Regions from separate parts of the Homo sapiens genome. Here region 2 is linked to region 1. A link is an interaction called in ENCODE POLR2A ChIA-PET data of the cell type or tissue named here. Cell type or tissue: MCF 10A. All regions are shown on one strand. Each heading gives the region's core, and the rest is flanking DNA. Links, peaks and the distances in the headings are about the cores only.

Region 1 (2,801 bases), core at 283-2,782:
GGATCCCTTGAGCCTGGGACGTTGAGGCTGCAGTAAGCCATGACCATGCCACTGCATTCCAACTGGGGTTACAGAGCGAGACACTATCTCAAAAATTTAAAAAAAAAAAAAAAAAAAAAAGGAAAAGGAAGAAGAAATATATACATGGAGGGAGCCTACAGTGTGGGGTCAGACTCCTCACAAAGTTTCAAACATTCTGAAGCTCAGGGAGACGAAATAATTTGCCCCAAATCACACTCACTAAATATTAGCGCTGGATAGAATGCAAGCCCAGACTTCCTGAAGCCAAATCCCACATGCGCTCTCTCAGCACACAGTCTCCCGATGACTGCCTTTCTCCTTCTACTCTCTCATCCACAGCAACCCAGTGGCCAAATTTTGCTCCATTTAAAAAGGAAGGAAAGAAAGGTCCCTGTCCTCATCTGGATAAGCTTTAGTTATGTTTGTATAACATTCAGAAAAGGCCATAAAAGATCTTCACTGAGGGCTGTGCTAAGTATTAAGTGTTACTCAATAAACCACAGCATAGAGGTTGCCAACTGACGTTTAGCTATAACCTGGAAAGAGTACTGGCTGAATACATTTTTTTTTCCAATTTCAATTTCTAGGTATCATTTATATTCATCCGCCCACACCCCCCACCTCCCCCATTAGCAAGCATAAAACAAACAAAAAAAACCCCACAGAGCTACAGTTGTAAGACACAACCAGAGTAGGTGGCATATTATGATAAACAAAGATGACAATAAAACATTTTTCCAGCTGTGATAAACATATTTAAGATCTATCAGAGGCTGCCAGAGCTAAAACTGAAAACTATGAAAATTGCAAGTTGTTCATAACACAGAATTTATGTCTTAGAAGCTTTTATTTTTTAGGCAGAAGTTGTCTCACTAGGAGATCATTTCCTTACCTTTTTAAAATCTGAACTTTTAAAGCTGTGACATGTTGAGGCTGTCACACGTCCAAAGTGATTTAACAACTGGCTGAGGGAGGGACTGAGGCTGAGCACGGGCACATGGTACAGCTCAGAGGCCCAGCTGGAGAAGACAATACTGCTCAGGGCAGCCCTACTAAGCCTCCAGGAGGATCCCAAAGATCTACGCCCGCCAGGTGATTAGGACACTCACATTTCATTACGTCTCAAATACTGTGAACAAGCAATTCAATTAACAGCTGTCTCAGTGTCTTAGAGATCAGAAAAAATTAAGAAGAATGGTGAATTATGTCCCGATTTCCAAATATCCACGCCTTTGTGCCCTTTCTTGGCTTCTGAAACCATCTGTCTTCCTTTCCCAACTTAAAAAAGAAAAAACAAAAACTTTAAACAATAAACCTTGCCATCCAACTGTGACTGATGAGATGTAGTTGTGAAATGGGCTTGTCAGATGCACTTATATAAGAGGATACCGACTTGATTGCAATTCATAACATCTCTAACATCTGAAAAACTTCAACAATGATTTTCTCAATAAACAAAACTGTTGTGTATTACACTAAGCTGAGCTAAGATTACCTCATCCCTTAAAAACCAACGGCTGTAAACAAGTTGTAACACAACTGGGCAATGCCCACACAAGCAAAAGTCCCTTTGCAAAGCCCAGCAGACTTCCAGCAACTTCCTGGCCTTCCGAGCAGAAACAGCCCCAATGATGGGACTAAAGGAGGAGACCTCACAGAACTGGAGAACATCAGATCGTGAAAGACTCAGAACAGAACACTTTACTTTTAGAATCCTAAAATAAACACAGCCAGACCACTTGAGGAATCACGGAGGTGTATCCGTGAAAAGGCGCTGTATCTGCTTTTTAAGTCACACACCCAAACTCGTCAGATCTCTCTTAAAACCCTTGAGATCAACCCTATTCCACCCCTTTTGATGAACACCTACCTATGCCATGCACTTTGTCAGATCCTATGGAAACAAAGAACATGTTGCCTGCCCTTAAAGAATCCCTATAACCACAGAAAGAGAAAGGGAGAGAAACCAGTAATCTCAGCACTGTGTGATCAGAATATCTAGCAGTGCACACGAGATACACTGTGACATGGGGAGGTCACTGATATGAGGGGTTCATCAACTCTAGGGAGGGAAGTGGTGCCCCGGAGCCTGCTCCAACTTAAATGCATAGCAAGAAAAGTATAACCACTGATCACATTTGAGACCCAAATAAGACAGTAGGTATGAATTTAAAAAGCAACCCAGGCCAGGTGTGGTGGCTCATGCCTGTAATCCTAGCACTTTGGGAGGCAGAGGCGGGTGGATCACCTAATCAGGAGTTCCAGACCAGCCTGGCCAACATGGTGAAACCCCATCTCTACTAAAAATATAAAAATTAGCCAGGCATGGTGGCACGTGCCTGTAATCCCAGCTACCTGGAAGGCTGAGGCAGGAGAATTGCTGGAACTCGGAAGGCAGAGGCTGCAGTGAGCCGAGATCAGGCCACTGCACTCCAGCCTGGATGACAGAGTAAGATTCTGTCTCCAAAAAAAAAGGCAACCCAGAGAAAGATACTAGTTTCTCTGTGCCTAAGGAAAATGTAAAAACGTAGACAAGCTCTTCAATTAAACCTCCACTATTTCTAAATCGCCTACAGTATTTAAAGAGAAAGACTCCTTTTATAATTACACCTGACACTTCTCCCCATGAAAACATCTCGGAGCACAGATATGCTTCTTCAATGTGAAGGTCGGTCTCCACGGGCCCTAAAAGGAACACTAGCTCACCTTACAGGAACACCCTCAGCAAACATGAGAGGGACAGTCATCTTTCTCCTGGTACCTTCCCAGCTCCTCCTGGA
Region 2 (2,801 bases), core at 147-2,646, 210 kb before region 1:
GAAAATAGTTGGAAAAATAGTTGCTAATAAAGATGTACAAACATAATATGCAAACAACAGGTTTCATCTTGTTTAGTCTACCTTTTTCTCATAGTAAACAAAAACCAATTTTCAGTTCAACTAATGCTAAAATTATAATAAACACTATAATGAACTGGGTGTGGTCCAATTAATGGGATTTTACTGTGCGTAATTTATGAAGACATATTTAATAAAATGCTCTATTTTGCTTTGAGTTGATACAAATAAAATAATAAGGGTACTAAAGGATAAAGCCCTACATCTAATTTAATTTAATAGCTTTCCAAGAAAAATTAAAGGGAAGTTCAAGTTGGAAAGATGAGAGGTTGCGTGCAGTTGATGTTTTAAGGAAGAGATCCTGAATTTTAAACGTGGGGCAGGAAGCATGCCTTAGTCAAGATCAGGAAATTTCCCCTCTAATGAGATGTCCCATCATCCTAAATCCAATCTATTTCCTGCAATGGACATAAACCAGAAGACACATTTCATCATCATGCATCAATATGTACCAATCCCTTCATAAATGATACTTCTCCATGGGTTTAATTCACAGATTAAATTTTTGTCTTCAGGACAGGAAGATAAAAAAGTTTAGGCACTCAAAAGGTATGTTCTAGGGATAAGCAAATTAAAAGTAAATGAGGAAATGCAGACACAGCCAAAAGAATTAAACATCAGAAGTACCATGAGAGTGGGCAAGCCCTAGTTGTGGGGAACAGAGTTATCTCCATCACGGAGGGCTGGGAGTGGGTGTATTGTGAACAGCAACAAGGGATATCAACTAATTCAGAAGAACTAAGCACAAACTTGTTTCTGTCCTTTCTAAACCTTAAGAATACAGTCTACTCATTTAACAAATATTAAGGAAAACACATTCTCAAAATACATTATTTTTCCTCTCAAACTGTAAAAAAAAAAAAAAATTCTTCATAAAAGGATTCCCCCCCCAAAATTCCTTTCAACTTCAAAGCCATTTTACGATATTTATTCTAGCTTATAAAACTATCAGTACCTTGACCAAGTGGTCCCAGTGGCAGAGAATTTAAGGCACCATTACTAGAAGCCCTTGGCAATGAAAAATCAGAAGTGAAAAGATTTTTAAAATTATCCAGACATGGTAGTGTGTGCCTGTGGTCCCAGCAACGTGGGAGGCTGAGCAGAAGGATTGTTTGAGACTAGGAGTTCCAGGTTACAGTGAGCTATGATTATGCCATTGCACTCCAGCCTGGGTGATACAGTGAGACCCTGTCTCAAAACAAAACCAAAAAACAAACACACAAAAAACCAAAGAAGTGAAGAGATCATAGGCTAAGTCAGTGGGAAATCCTTTGCACAAATCCAACTCAGAAGCAACTTACCAGGAATGCCATCTATTGCAAATAAAGGTCATTGTACAGGGGTGAGACCGAAACTTTATGTACACAATGACACACACTTGTATCCTTTTGTCTCTCACAAGTAAATTTGGAAATCTAGCATTCTTTTGGACTTCATAAAATTTTAACGTGATATCACTAAACTTCCCTTTGCTCAGTCTTCTCAGTAAATTCAAGTAACCAAAACTCTTTAGACTTGAAAGATGTGTGGATTTGGCTACAGCTGGAGTCTGCTGAGTCACACGTCTGATCCAATGGTCTCTTCTGGGGTTTGTATGTGTCAGGGCTTGCCTCTCCTATGCAAGATGTGACTAACAAAAAGATGAGCGATGACCCTCTTTACAGGAATAAATGACGTGCCAATGGCTAAAAGACAGATTGCCTTTCAATCTGTTCTTTATCTTTCAGGGAAACTCAAAGAAGAGACGTCATGCGTGAGGCTTACACACCATGTTGTTTATCTAAGCCCATATTTTAGTGGTGACTCAGGGACGGGAGCATGAAAAGCATCAACAAAAGAAAACCATGAGATCTAGCCGTTTTTCCAGGGGGATGGAATACTTACTCCCCCGTCGGATGTTAATGAGCAAATTGCCCTTGAAGATGGTGCATCCTTGGAGCATCTGAGCAGAAGTAACAGAATCAATGGTCTTTGTTTTCTTTTCTTCCTCACAGACCTTCGGGCAAGGACCTTCACAAGGGATGCAGTACATGCTGTTGAAGAAGAAAAAAAAAATCAAAAACACACATAATTGAGTCTGTCTTCTTGCATTAAAAAAACCATAAGGATATGCTTTTCATTGTTATTACAGCATGCATTAGAAAAAGCAACTGTTTTGAAGTGTTCATGTGGTCACATGGTATCTCACCCCCAAGCCCACCCAAGATAAGCCACTCACATTGCAAGCAAAAGGAGAAACAGCCTACAAAGGAAGAGCGTGTTGCTTGCTTCCAGACAAAATACATGCTGCATCCTCAAGGCATTTGTGTGTCATAGGCTGTTGACTGGTGAGCCAGCTGGTTCCATGTGGGAGAGACAGTGCTGCAGAAAGGAAGCTTGGGGGGTTCTGGAGGAAAACAGAGCTGCTTTCTGATACTGTGACCCTGGCCTGTGTACCTGGAGGAGTCGCTAGGAGAGAAGGCAGGGACAGCAAAGGGAGTGCAGTGTCTCTGCCTAACAGTAGTCTAGCTCCTGCAGTCAGTGTTTTGGCAAAGCCCAGTGAGGGATACCAAAAGGCATGTGGTATAGCACAGATCCATTATTTTCTTGCTAAAGCACAACCGAAATTATTTCTTGACGGTGTTTTGCAGAAACTTGTAAATTGATCCAAATGTTGCTTTTGCTGCATACACAATAAAAGCAAGGGGTTTCCATTACTTTGTAATGAGCTCTTGTTTCAAATA

The links. Peaks named below come from ENCODE experiments on the same cell type or tissue, not always from the same donor. Only the 100,000 strongest peaks of a DNase experiment are listed, where the experiment ranks them.
Region 2: POLR2A ChIA-PET joins it to region 1 with 5 read pairs; 3 of 35 experiments call an interaction of 5 or more read pairs at or near these places.

Annotation. Positions count from the first base shown.
Region 1 is chr15:98,682,250-98,685,050 of GRCh38, reverse strand. All of the region lies in intron 1 of IGF1R (insulin like growth factor 1 receptor), which reads right to left. Among named protein-coding and RNA genes, the nearest start is that of IRAIN, 33 kb to the right of the region's middle. In MCF 10A, for the core only: no CTCF peak of the experiment used is centred there; DNase peaks (open chromatin) are centred at 510 and 1,570.
Region 2 is chr15:98,896,067-98,898,867 of GRCh38, reverse strand. It overlaps IGF1R (insulin like growth factor 1 receptor), which reads right to left. Exons shown (of 21, transcript NM_000875.5): 4 at 1,963-2,111. Among named protein-coding and RNA genes, the nearest start is that of PGPEP1L, 110 kb to the left of the region's middle. RefSeq lists an enhancer at 1,362-2,561. In MCF 10A, for the core only: no CTCF peak of the experiment used is centred there; a DNase peak (open chromatin) is centred at 1,707.